Linked DNA regions of Homo sapiens: region 2 is linked to region 1. A link is an interaction called in ENCODE POLR2A ChIA-PET data of the cell type or tissue named here. Cell type or tissue: GM12878. All regions are shown on one strand. Each heading gives the region's core, and the rest is flanking DNA. Links, peaks and the distances in the headings are about the cores only.

What was found. Peaks named below come from ENCODE experiments on the same cell type or tissue, not always from the same donor. Only the 100,000 strongest peaks of a DNase experiment are listed, where the experiment ranks them.
Region 2: POLR2A ChIA-PET joins it to region 1 with 6 read pairs; 3 of 35 experiments call an interaction of 5 or more read pairs at or near these places.

What each region holds. Positions count from the first base shown.
Region 1 is chr2:74,810,088-74,817,007 of GRCh38, forward strand. No RefSeq gene overlaps it. Among named protein-coding and RNA genes, the nearest start is that of HK2-DT, 20 kb to the right of the region's middle. In GM12878, for the core only: no CTCF peak of the experiment used is centred there; no DNase peak of the experiment used is centred there; H3K27me3 peaks cover 153 bases.
Region 2 is chr2:74,729,391-74,736,310 of GRCh38, forward strand. The region is part of intron 2 of LOC102724497 (a long non-coding RNA gene); the gene reads left to right. Among named protein-coding and RNA genes, the nearest start is that of SEMA4F, 79 kb to the left of the region's middle. In GM12878, for the core only: no CTCF peak of the experiment used is centred there; a DNase peak (open chromatin) is centred at 3,868.

The DNA.
Region 1 (6,920 bases), core at 935-4,934:
TGAAGCAGGAGAATGGCATGAACCTGGTGGGGGCGGAGTTTGCAGTGAGCCGAGATCACGCCACTGCACTCCAGCCTGAGCGACAGAGCGAGATTCCGTCTCAAAAAAAAAAAAAATTAATAACATAAAATTAACTATCCTAGTTGAGTAGCTGAAAAAATTCACATTTTTATTAAGAAGTATTTATTAAGCACATAGAATATGTGATGTGTTGAGAGCACAAAGTTGGATAAAACCTAGTCCTTTCCCCCAAGAAGCTCCTCATCTTTTAGAAGAAGGTGGTCAAAGAAGCAGACAATAATAATACAAGATGATAAGAGCAATGGTGGAAAGGCTCCTGGAGGTGAGTGGGGTGTTATCTTTTTTTTGGGGGGAGCTACAAAATTTGATATAAGTCTATGAAATGAACCATAAGATCAAGGAGCTTATGTCTGAATCCAGACGCAGAATGAACCAACCTCATGACTAAAGTTGTCTAGGATGACACAGAACTTGGTTTAGACAAAAAGGTGACACTGAACTGCATCTAAAGAATAAGTAGAAATGCTCATGAAGGGGGAAGAGGACAGTGCATTCCAGGTTGAGAATGGGACGATGGGGTAGCACACAGCATGAGTCGAATCAGAGAGAGCATGGTGCATCAGGAATTTGTGTTACTCAAGTGGGAAAAGTGGGGAGAGCCACAGGAAAGATTCTTGAGATCCATGAAGCAACCTATATTTACTGGGAGTCTGCTATTGCCAGGTACTGAGCATGTGTGTGGGTGTTGGGGAGGGGGGATGGAGTATGAAGAAGAGTGTGGTGTTTCTGCCTTCAAGGAGTTAACAGATAGGCTGGACACACACACACACACACACACACACACACACACACACACACAGAGCATTCTGCATAGGCTGGAGTGATCCGAGATGGTTTTGTCCATTGTAGTTGTATATGTCTTGTGTCTGGGGTGGAAGATGGGAGTAGACCAGGGTGAAGGGGAGGGACAATAGAGAAAGGGTGCAGCCATATGTAAGCAAAGGTTCAAAGAAGGCTCAGAGGAGCCCAGTTTCCACTACCCTGGGAAGAAATCAAATTTGCTGGATAGAAGAGTTTGCATCAGGAAGGAGGCTAGGGCAGGGTGGAACTGGGAGAGTGATAAACACCAGCTGAAGTAACTTGGACTTCATCCCGTGGGCAGTAAGGCTTGATCAAAACAGGAGTGTGGCAAAATTTTAGGTGTGTAAGATGGTGATGTGGGTGTAGGAAGAGCAGCTGAAGTGTAGGGATTTTGAGGGAGGGAGCAAGATCAGGGATGGGGCAATATTATAAAGAGCTTTGAACAATAAGCTAAAGGCTTTGAAGTTTATCCTTCAGGTTACTAGTGTTTTTCCAAAAAGTTTTAAAGCAGTGGCACCTGCCCCCCTGTTTTTTTTTCAAAATAATCTTAGCAGAAGTTCAAAATATCAAACAGAAACCAGCAGCCATCAAGTTTGCTTGGTTCAAAAACTGCTGAAAGCAATGGGGATTCAAGGAAGTTGTAAACTCTGATGGCAGTGTAGGATCTGATTGACAGGAGAGAAGCTGAAGGCTAGAGGCAGGTTAGAAAGAGATGATGAAGGTGTGGATGGTGGAGAAGAAGGGAGCGAGATGGATTTGAAGGGTTTAGGAGGGAGAAGCAACAGGGAGGAGAGGGGAAGAGCCCAATCCCAGCCAGGAAAGAGAAAGCAGAGCCCTTGATGGTGGTTGTGGGGTGAGGTTCTTGGCTGCCATCAGGGAGGAGAACTTGAAAACATCTGGTCCAGTTGTGTGGCCTCTGCTACGGATGGACAGTACTGCCTGTCCCCTAAACTTTGTTCAGTGCTGAGACTTTTTGGAGGAACTTTTGGAAGAAGATTTGAATTTTGAGTCTTACAAAAAGTACAATACTGTGCATGTGTCCATGCAGTCTGAGAATCAGAAGTAAAACAACTCTTCTATCTGGGCTGTCAGAAAAGTTTTGTTTGAAAGTTCCAACACAGTGCCTTTTCTTTTTTAATTTTTATTTTAAGTTCAGGGGTACATGTGCAGGATGTGCAGGCTTTTTACATAGGTAAATGTGTGTTAAGGGAGTTTGTTGTACAGATTATGTCATCGGCCAGGTATTGAGCCTAGTATCCATTAGCTATTTTTCCTGATCCTCTCCTTTCTCCCACCCTCTGCCCTCCAGTAGGCCCCAGTGTGCGTTGTTCCCCCCTGTGTGTCCATGTGTCTATGTGACACAGTTCTTGGTATTGCTAACAAAAATAAGCTTGAGTCCTGGGCTAAAATGACCTATACAGATCCCTGACTGTCGAGAATTGTGAAGGATTTGAGATTTTGCTGTACTTGCAAGCTAACAAGCCTGACTCACAGATGCCAACAGAAGACAGAAGACTCCTGGGTCAGAGGCAAAGAACAGGTTAGTACTTAAGTAATAGCAGCAGCCTAGTATCCCTATTTTTGCATTGGTTCCTCAAACCTCAATTTCCACAGGGTGACAAAAGACCCAGGTAATTCTTGCACTTGTTGTGGGTTACATTATAAGAGAGGAATTCCAGGCTTAGTGAACTCAAATCTTTTGTGATGGGCCAGGTGCGGTGGCTCACATCTGGAATCCCAGCACTTTGGGAGGCTGAGGTGGGAGAATTGCTTGAGCCCAGAAGTTGGAGGCAGCCTGGGCAACATGATGAAACCCCATCTCTACAAAAAATACAAAAATAGTCAGGGGTGGTAGCATGCACCTATGGTCCCAGCTACCTGGGTGGCTAAGGTAGGAGGACGGCTTGAGCCGGGGAGGTCGAGGTTGCAGTCAGCTGAGATTGCACCACTGCACTCCAGCCTGGGTGACAGAGGGAGACCCTGTCTCAGAAAAACAAAATGTTTTGTGACAGACAATAAGCCTACCTGAACTTTGCCCTGAAAAAAGATACTATCTTTGTTAATACTGGGCGTAAACAAACCTGACCCTGCCCTGGAGGGAGACACTATACCTTCCAGGGCTGTTAGCTGCACAGACATCCTTGAAAAGATAGTCTGAAATAGAGGCAGGGAGTGCTCCGACTCTAAGATATGCACAAATGCCAGAGACCTGTGAAGAATTGTCTCCTAACATGACAAGGCTCTGATAATGCTGAGCTGAAGAGAAGACACATTTCTTTCACTCCATATCTTTTTCCTCCGTGGAACCCATCATACTAGATGACTTTTCCAGTTGACCTAAAAGGTCAAGTCTTCTCTCACACTGGAATTCTTTGAAGTGTCTCAGATATCTGACCACTAGGTATCTGAAGTTCTACCCTGAAGGGAAGTTCTACTTGTCTATGCATGGCTAGTTTAATGATTTTTCACTGACCATGCCTTTAAGTTACTTTGATTCTTCTTACCTCAAAGCTCTCAGCTTCTTTAGTAGCTTGAAATTTTGTAAAACTGAACCAATCCTATTTACTTGGACCAAATTGCTAAACTCAAAATTAAGAGGTCTATGAGGAACGTTCAGAAACTCTCCTAAATAATTTTCTCAAGTTTGAAAGAAATAAAATGCATATAGAGCTTTGCAGAAAGCAGTTGTAAAATAGAGCAGCCAACACATCATGGTGAAAGATTTAATGAGGCAATTGAAGAAAGTACTTCCATATCTTGCGGGTTCTTCTAAGCTACCAGTCTTGTTACTTTATAATCTCACCACACTGAAGAGTCACACTCTGGAACCTACAGATATGATGAGTTTTGTCAAAACAGCTCTGCAGATGGGACGAGGAACTGTAGTTCCTTTGAGCCAGATCTCTAAAGGGGATCCCCTTACCCGCTTCTGAGTCTAGAGGTCTCCAGCAGAGGCTGCGTCTTATTGCAGTGGACCCGCCTTGTATATCAAGTGAAACTAACTTTGCTTCTGCTGCAATAACTGATTGAACCAGGGATCATTACCCAAACCAAAGGCGACTGGGTATAGATTGGACATCATGGAGCTCAACCCATTGTGAGGTGGCTTGGAGAAAAATTTAGCTCTTAGTACAGGTGATCCACATCGGATGGGACAGAAAAACCCAACCAAATCTTCTCTATAAGGCATATAAATGTCAGATCCACAGAGGGATGTTGGTATACCCTTAGTAAACAAAGCTGTCGGTGGTTCAGTTCTCCTTGAGTCCTGGTTATCAAACCCAGCATACACTGGGACTCAAACAAACAGAAGAGTTGAGAAGAATAAACAGATCCTGCATGCTCTCACATTCCCTTGTATGCTCATCTCTATTTCCAAGCCATCCTTGAAATAGAAAAACATCTTTATGTCCTAAAACAATTTAAGGACCTTTTAATCAATGTGTAAACAGACCTAGGATTAGAGTTAAAGAGGTGGAAAGTAAATCCCACATGCAGAAGATCTGAGACCCTGGAGAAGAGGCACTGTGCTCTAGCCCAGCACTCTATAAGCATCAAGTTAGGCAGACATCTGCTGGTGAGGAGAGAAAGGTAGCTTCGCTGTCGGTACTGTCAAAGACAAAGGTGAAGACTTGCTCCCAGCTGCTGCAGGAAAACATTCTATAGTGTGGTCCACAATGTATGAGAGACTAAAAAAGTTCAAGCACATTAGGAATGAAAGCTTCTTTGTCCACACCCCTTCAGTAGAGGATCTCATCCTTTCCCATGCCTCTAAATATAAGTGAACTTGACAACTCCCAAATTTTACCTGCAGCCAGATTTCTGATATGAACAGAAACTCATGTAACTGTCCACTTGTGATCTCCGCTTGAGTTATCACAGGCATTTCAGTTTAGCATGTCTGAAATGGAACTCCAGATCTATCCATCAAATCCATTCTTCCCCATATTTCTGTCTCAATAAAGGGTACTTCTCACTTGCTTAAGTCAGGAACCTGGAGTCGCTCTTCATCCTTCATATCCAATCCACCAGCAAGTGCTGTCAGTTCTATCTCCAAAACATGTCTTGACTCCACCCGCTTTTCTCCCTCTCTACAGCCATCATCGTTTGCCAGACCACAATCATCTTTTGCCTGTTTGGCTCAGTGGCCTCCTAACTGGTTGACCAGTTCCCCTTCTGCTCTTTTCCAATCCTTGTTCCAGACAACAGCCTGAGTGATTAAAATATCACCCCTCTGTATTTGCAGATTCTGCATTCAGAAATTCAACCAACTGCGGATCAGAAATATTTGAAAAAAATTAAAAATAACAATACAACAATAAAAATAATGCAAATTAAAAAACCAATACAGTACAACTGTTTGCATAGCATTTACATTGTATGAGGTATTAGGAGTAATCTAGGGATGATTTAAAGTATATGGGAGGATGTGTGTAGGTTATATGCCAAAACTATGCCATTTTATATCAGGAATTTGAGTATTTTGGTGTCCCTGGGGAGTTCTGGAAGCAATTCCTTGAAGATACCTAGGAATGCTGTATATATACACAGTCAACATGTCTCTTAACAATGAAAATATGTCCTGAGAAATGCGTCATTAGGTGATTTTGTCATTATGGGAACATCATTGAGTGTTCTTACACAAACCTAGATGGTAGAGCCTACTACACACCTAGGCTGTATGGTATAGCCTATTGCTCCTAGGCTACAAACCTGTACAGCATGGTACTCTATTGAGTACTGTAGGCAATTGGAGTACAATAGTATTTGTGTATCTAAACATAGATAAGGTACAGTAAAAATATGATATTATAATCTTATGAGACTGCTGTTGTATATGCGGTCTATTGTTGACTGAAATATCATTATGTGGCATATGACATGTATACACACACACACACACACACACACACACACACACACACACTGAACCATGCCACTGACCTGCTTAGTACCCTTTAGAGGCTTCCCATTGAACTTGGAATAAAAATCCCACCTTCCTCTCATAGCCTTTCAGATTCTCCCTGGAGCTGAGGTTCATCTCACGCCCCCTTCATCTATGCTGGCCCTGCTCTACTTCTCACAGAGGCATGTTCTTGCCAAGATATTTCCTGCTTCAGTGCCTGTGAGCATGTGGTTCCCTCTCCTGCAAGGCTTTCTGGCCCCCACTCTGCCTGGCACTGAGGCATGTCATGCACATTGTATTTTCATGAACAATGTCCCTTAGAGCTGTCCATCAAGGCAGCCCTCTTTCCTGACCACACAACCTAAAATCAGCTGCCAGCTTCTCACTCTCAGAGACCACATTTTTTTTCCCTCATAGCCTGTAACACAACTTGTAATACATATTTATTTGGGTATTTACTTTTTAAATCTCTCATGCCTCCTTAGACTGTAAGCTTCCTTCAGGTAAGGATCACACTTGACATGTTAACCACTGTATATCTATGGGCTTGATACAGTGCTTGGTGTAAATCGGTGTTCTGTAAATTCTTGTGGAATGAATGAAGTAAGGAAAACCCACAGGGCAAGGGGAACAGGGTCTAACAGGGCTGGGTGAGAGTGAATTAAGCAAAAATATGACACCAATACTGAGCAAACTCCAGGCTTGAGGGCATGGCATGCTGGTGCTTCTCTGAGAGTCCCATCTGCCCAGGCTCTTAGAACTGTGTGCTGATAGCTCTTTAAGTGAGGGTAAATATTAACACACCAGGATTACCCCAACTGTGAACTCAACCTATGTGGTCCGAGTTAAAGGCCTTATCTCTTGCTACAATCACCAGACACAAATGAAGAGAGATCAGTATTCTATGCTTCTCTCCCTCCTCCCACACTTCCACTCCATATCCTGGTATTCTTTGCCCTTTCAAGCTTCTGTGCTCTGCCTTCACTATTTATTTATTCTTTTGCTTCTCCTTTCTCCATGCCCAGGAGGCTGCCCTTTCTTTTTGGCCCCTGTATTCCAGAGGGATCTCAGGCATTCTAGCCCTTGACTTGGGTCACCACTGCTGAATCAACCGCCCCATTCTCATGTCTTT
Region 2 (6,920 bases), core at 1,791-5,790, 80 kb before region 1:
GTAATCCTTAGATTTGGTCTTTTGAGCCAGGCACGGTGGCTCATGCCTGTAATCCCAGCACTTTGGGAGGCCGAGGGAGGTGGATCATGAGGTCAGGAGTTCAAAATCAGCTTGAACAACATGGTGAAACCCCGTCTCTACTAAATATGCAAAAATTAGCTGGGCAAGGTGGCGCATGCCTGTAATCCCAGCTACTCAGGAGGCTGAGGCAGGAGAATCACTTAAACCCAGGAGGGGGAGGTTGCAGTGCAGTGAGCCGAGATTGTACCACTGCACTCCAGCCTGGGCGACAGAGTGAGACTCCATCTCAAAAAAAAAAAAAAAAAAAAAAAGAGATTTGGTCTTTTGAGGTAGTTTTGTATATTTTGTAGGTGACCTGTATTTCTTTTCATTCTTTTTTTTCTCCTCATTTCTCCTCTGTGTATTTTCAAATAGCCTGTCTTTGAGCTCATTGATTCTTACTTCTGCTTAATCCATTCTGCTGTTGAGAGCCTCTAATGAATTTTTCAGTTCAGTAAACGTATTTCTGTTTCAAGATTTGTGATTTTTTATACTTTATTTTATTTTATTTTTAAATTTTGAGACAGAGTCTCACTCTGTTGCCCAGGCTGTAGTGCAGCAGTGCAATCTTGGCTCATTGCAATCTCCGCCTTCTAGGTTCAAGCAATTCTCATGCCTTAGCCAACTGAATAACTGGGATTACAGGCATGCGTCACCATGCCCAGCTAATTTTTGTATTTTTAGTAGAGATGGGGTTTCACCATGTTGGCCAGGCTGGTCTCAAACTCCTGGCTTCAAGTGATCCTTCTGCCTCGGCCTCCCAAACTGCTGGGATTACAGGTGTGAGCCACTGCACCCAGCCGCAAGATTTGTGTTTTAAAAAACTGCTTCAATATCTTTGTTAAATTTCTCTGACAAATTTTGGAATTGCTTTTCCATGTTATCTTGGAAATTACTGAGTTTCCTTAAAACTGCCATTTTGAATTCTTGGTCAGAGAGTTTATATATCACCATCTTGTTAGGGTCAGTTACTGGTTCCTTGCTTTGTTCATTTGAGGCAGTCATAGCACTCTACTGGCTGCCGTTTCTTGTGGATGTATGTCTATGTTTTTGCATTGAAGGATTAGTTATTCCAGTCTTCTTTGTCTGGCTTGTTTTGGTTTTTATTGGGTATGTTTGCTTAGAGATTCTTTGTAATTTATCAGTTGATTTTCTTTCTTATGTTCCACTGCTAGGTTGCTGCCTCCTTTTTGGCACTAAATGGTGCCTTAAGCCCGGGTTTGCCCTGGTTCTATTAAACAACCAGAGTACCACCAGTACTGAATGGGGTAGGTCTCAAGGGGGAATATCCTGGTAATATCGAAAGGCTGGTTAAGAGTTTATGCCCAAGGATATGTGGAACAAACCTACAGTGTGGTGCTGCTCTAATTTGGTGTCTTCTTTGGCTGAGAGCAGTTTTCACAGCTGGAGATGGTAGTCCTGCCTCCTCAGTTTCCTTAGGGTGATTTCTCCTTTCAAGCACTCCCAGTGCATCCTGTGGTTTGAGGCAGGGACAGGTCTCCTGACAGAGAACCAAGAGGGTGGGCAAGCTGGTTGTCCACCCCAACTCACTTTTTCCAGTGTAGAAACCATGCGTCAGGGGAAATTTTCTATGCATTTTGTGCTAGGCAGACTGGGGAAAGGGGTGTCACAGATATGGAAGTCCAAGTCTCTTACCATCTGCTTGGAGTTTTTTTCGCTTCTCTGAGGCCAGGAGAACTTTCTCATCTTCATATTTGAGTTATAATTTATTGCTAGTGATAATCTCAGCACTGTATATTTGATCTTGGTTTTCTTTGGGGTGAGTGAAGCCAGCTTGTTTCTACACCAGCTTGTTTCTACACTCGTTTCTGGTTCTGCCATTTCAGAACCAGAAGTCTCCACAATTTTAAATAGAGTGGTCTGTCTGGGTAGACTTTATTGGGAAGAAGACATGACAAAGAGAAAACTTGAGCAAAGATTTGGCCTTAAATGTGAATAGGCTTGGCATACTTGAGGAATGTTCAGAGAACAGTGTGGCTGGACCGAGGGAGAGAGGGTGAAAAAAGTGAGAAAGTTGAAATTGTTTGCTGTTGGAAGGAGAAAATTAGAAGCAAGGAGGGTTTGGGCAGAAGATTGCCTTTCATAAGTCATGTATGATCATTTCCTTTTTCAATTGTGGACATGTTAACTTTTGTAAAAATAGAGCTTAAACTTAAAAATTATAAATCACAAAATGCAATGTGATTTCCTGAATTGGAACAGAAAAAGAATGTTAGTGGAAAAACTGGTGAAATCTGAATAAAGGCTAGTTAATCATAATGTACCCTTTTTTTTTTTTTTTTTTTTTAGTTTTAGCAAGTGTACCATGTAATATAAGATGGTAACATTAGGGGAAACTAGGTGAGGGGTATATGATAATTCTCTGTATTATCTTTGCAACTTTTCTGTAATTTTTCTAAAATTATTCCAAAATAAGTTTATTTTTAAAAAGCCTTTAAAACAAACAAAAAATTGAATCAGCTGATAAAATGCTGCCTTTTCCCTTTCCCCAATTCCAAGCCTTGTACTCTTACCTGGGTTTTAGCAGTTGGTCATTATTAGGTAGGAAGATGTGATTTACCTATGGACCCGGGCTGATCTCCAGATGGAAGGAAAAAGGCCAGCAGGGAAGGCTCTGTATATCATATCTGTGGAGCATCCAGCTCACAGCTTCTTGGTGGGTGACATTCAGAAGCTGAGAAGCAGAAACCAAAACAGAGGCATTTATGCAGGGGAAAAACAAAACCAAAAACAAAACATTAATGTGTAATTCCCATAAGTTCTTAAGAAAGCAGAGTAACAAATATATCTTTGCAGGACTTTATTTCTTAATCTCTGTCTCTAGAACTCTGTAGTTATTTCTAATAATGAGTAGTTTCAAAGTAGAAATAATCCCAGATCCTTGATCGAATAGCTTTTTTCCTCTCTGCAGAGCTTCCTAAATATTTTTGGTGGGGGTGCCTGTTCAGGTGCTTCTGCAGTTGATGCTGAAATATTTCCTTATGTCAGTGCTTTCCATGTATAATTTTACATGCTTCAATGTATGAATTACTAGAAATGTGCCTTAAAAAGTTTTATATAATTATTTAGTATGGAGCTAGCAAAAAAAAAAAAAAAAAAAAAAAAAGGTGGCGGGGCGGGGAGAAGAAAAAAAAATAATGAAGAAAAAGCTTAATTTTTGGTAACTATTGCCTCCTACTCCCTCCCTGGCAAGTCTTTTTTTGAGTTTTGAGGAAATCCTTTTCTGCTCATGCTTTTTCCACATATTCTACCTTCATCCTCAATTCTTCTCCCTTCTCTATTGTTTAAGTTCTTGGGATTAAAATCCAGGAAGGAAAGTATTTTGCATATTATTTTTATATTTTGCCCCATGACATACCTCCTCTGAGATGGAGTAGGCTACTCCTTAAACTGGGGTGAAAGAAGAAGGGAAAAAGAAAATGAGAGAAAGAGAGAGAGAGAAAAAAAGGACATTTCAGCATATTATCCAGCCACATTCAGTCCACTTTTCTTGCATCTAGGAGTCTGCCCGATGTATTTTCTGGGATTGTTAGCAGTTAGGGGATGAACAGTGAGCACTCTGGAGTTTGTTTTGATTTTATTTGTGTTCTTCACGCCTTTTAAAAAATCACATAAGAAATAAATTTATTGCAGAAAACAAAAAAAAGTGATAGAAAAAATGTTAAAATAAATTGAAAATCACCTTTAATCTCAGAAATACAGAAACACTTATCCTCGTCCAAAATATCACCAACCACTCAGTGCCAGAAACCAACACACGTAGAGAAATAGAAACAAGGGGTGAAGCCCTGAGCGTGTGACCCTGCGGCTGCAGAAGCTTCTGAGACCCAGCTGCCTGTTCTTCTTTTGGCTTTGTGGTTTCGTGTTTTGCCCATCACATTAATTTTCTGTATTGAATGACACTCTTTTGGTTGTGGCAGAAACCCAAGTTGAATTTATTTATAAAAAAATAAATAGAAGGCTGGGCGTGGTGGCTCACGCCTGTAATCCCAGCACTTTGGGAGGCTGAGGCGGGTGGATCATGAGGTCAGGAGATTGAAACCATCCTGTCGAACACGGTGAAACCCCGTCTCTACTAAAAAATACAAAAAATTCGCCGGGCATGTTGGCGGATGCCTGTACTCCCAGCTACTTGGGAGGCTGAGGCAGGAGAATGGCATGAACCTGGGAGGGGGAGCTTGCAGTGAGCTGAGATCACGCCACTGCACTCCAACCTGGGCGACAGAGCGAGACTCCATCTAAAAAATAAAAATAAAATAAAATAAAATAAAATAAAATAAAATAAAATAAAATAAAATAAAATAAAATAAATAAATAGAAACAGGATGCCTGCTCAGATTGCATAAGTTTGAATACCAACTCCATGTGGTCTTTGGCATATTACTTAACCTCTAAAAGCCTCTGTTTTCTCATCTGGGAAAGGGTACCCATGTTCTCTGGAGATTGTTATGGGAATTGAATAAGATAAGAAATGGGCCTAGCACATGTTAATCACTTAATACATGGTGCTAGTCTAGCAGTAATTGAATAGTATGTGGTCACCCGAGTGGAGGAAGTTGTGTTGTTAGCATGTTATTCCTAGAGGAAGTTGGAAGGCAGGTAACAGAGGGAGTGAGGCAGGCCTTTTCTTTCTCACATGTGCACGCCCGTGAACTCCACCATGACCTGCTGTAAGAATTGCTGGTGTAGACAGCCATGCTGCTAATATCCTCCTCCACCATGAATACCCCCAGGGAGCACAAGAGGCCCTGACTGACTATCTCTTGACTAATGGTCAGGCCACGGTAGCCAGAGTCCAGGAAAATCTCAAACTTCATCAGTAATGAGGGGAGATTTTGCCACAGGTTATCTGAGGGAGCCAAGAGCTCTGCAGTTTGAGATAGTGGTTTCAGATCTGTGGAGTCACAAAAAGTCATGTAAGATACCTCTGAGAATTTAGGTTTGTTCATTCTACTGAGGGTAGAACTGCACATTGTATTTATGTCCTGAGCCCATCTTTTTGTCTTTTTTTTTTTCCAAATCAAATCAACTTTGAGGGGGATATTTAGCATCTAGTTAAAACAGCTTATGAAAAACCAGCCAAAGTCTGGTAAAAAAAACCTCTTTGGAAATGACGACCATAATCTCTGGTTTGTAGATCTTTACTGCTCTTACTAAATGTTCAAAGAGTTTTCTGGGTTTTTTGTTTGTTTGTTTGTTTTTTAGAGATTAGTATGCACACATGAATTAGGAAGTATTCCTAAAATCAGGAAGCAGGAAGAAAGCAGGATTGAGCAGAGGGAGAACTTGGCTATGATGTTGTTACAACGCCCTCAATGGATCCTATAGAGAGTGATGAAGCTAGACGTGACTTTCAGAGTTGTGCAGAGCTGGGGTGAGAAGGCCAGGCCTCAACCCCTCCCACCCCAACCCCCACACTACCTAACTGGATGGACATTAGATGTGATGTTCAAAGGATCTTAATGGAATAGTTGTTGAAACAGATCTGAGATGCAGTAAATTTTGGTCTGCAGAATCAAGTCAGCATTACCTCAATCAGAATTTGTGATGAACATATACAAATACATCTGGCTTGAGACAGCCTAGTTTGAAAATATACACAGGCTCAGAAGGGACACGCTGTTTCTCACCAAGTCCTAGGTTAGGCAATGCCACTGTAAGGTGATTGCTCCTCCTAGGCACCAGGCCTGTAGCCCAGGTAAAGCTGCCACTTGTGTGAATAGTGGAGGCTGGCTTTTGGACTTATGATCCAAGCAGACAGGTTTTTCCTAAGTATGGTTAACTGAGTCATAAACTATCACATCCTGTATAACCCATTTGTGTTTTTTTCTGACTAAAATAAAACTCTCCATTAAAACTGAACAGCAATTAAACGATTTCTAATCTCCACTTTACACACAAGGCAACCTGCAATTTATAATAAGATTTGAAGACACAGAAACATCTCTTAGTTTCCCACCTCCCCACCGCCCCCGCCACTGATCTGCTTCAATAGCTGGAAATCTTTGTTTAATCTGACTCCAGGTCTTTCTTTGTGTTTGAGAAAACATTCAGACTGCATCTTCTGTGGCTTCTCTATGTCCCAGCTGCAACTTCAAGAACCCTGATCAGTGCGATCAAAGTTGTAATTTAAAGCTTTTGGGAAGCCCAGGCTTTCTCTGTATTAGACAGTTATCAGTCCTCATTATCAAACCACTCATCCCCTTTGTTGCTCTATATAATAGAAAAAGCAGCTTCCTGCTCCCAGTGACTTGGCAAAAAATTGAATAAGAGAGAGAGATTATGGCCATGGCAGGTGTGCACAGCAGGGTCCTTCCCAAACCCCCTCTCCTCCGAGCCTTCTCTAATCAGAAGGAGTCATTGGTTTCCCTTTTCAAAGGAGCCTGTCTACTTGGCCTCATCCCAGGGTCGAGAGTAGCTCAATGATTAAATTCAGTGACAGAATGTAGCAGCTCTTCCTGCTGGAACCTTTCCAGACTACTTCCACCACAGCCATTAATTTCTTGAAATTAATTTTTCCTTTTATCTAAGCAGTACACACATATCTTTAAAAGTTAATGACAGAAGTCTCCTATGAAAAAACAGCAGTCTCCTGCCCCATCCACTCCTTTATTCTTATTAAGTTTTTTTCTTTGCCGTTTATCTCTATTTTTATTCTATTTGATATGTGCGTATCATTGGTTTGAGGCATCAATTTTAAACTTTATCTTTTGGCTTTCTCATGAACTACAAGAGATATAACTTTCTTTCTGTTCTGATTTCAGATTTATATTTTTTATATATTATTTCATTATATTATTTTATATTATAAAATGTTATATTATTATGACTATGTAAAT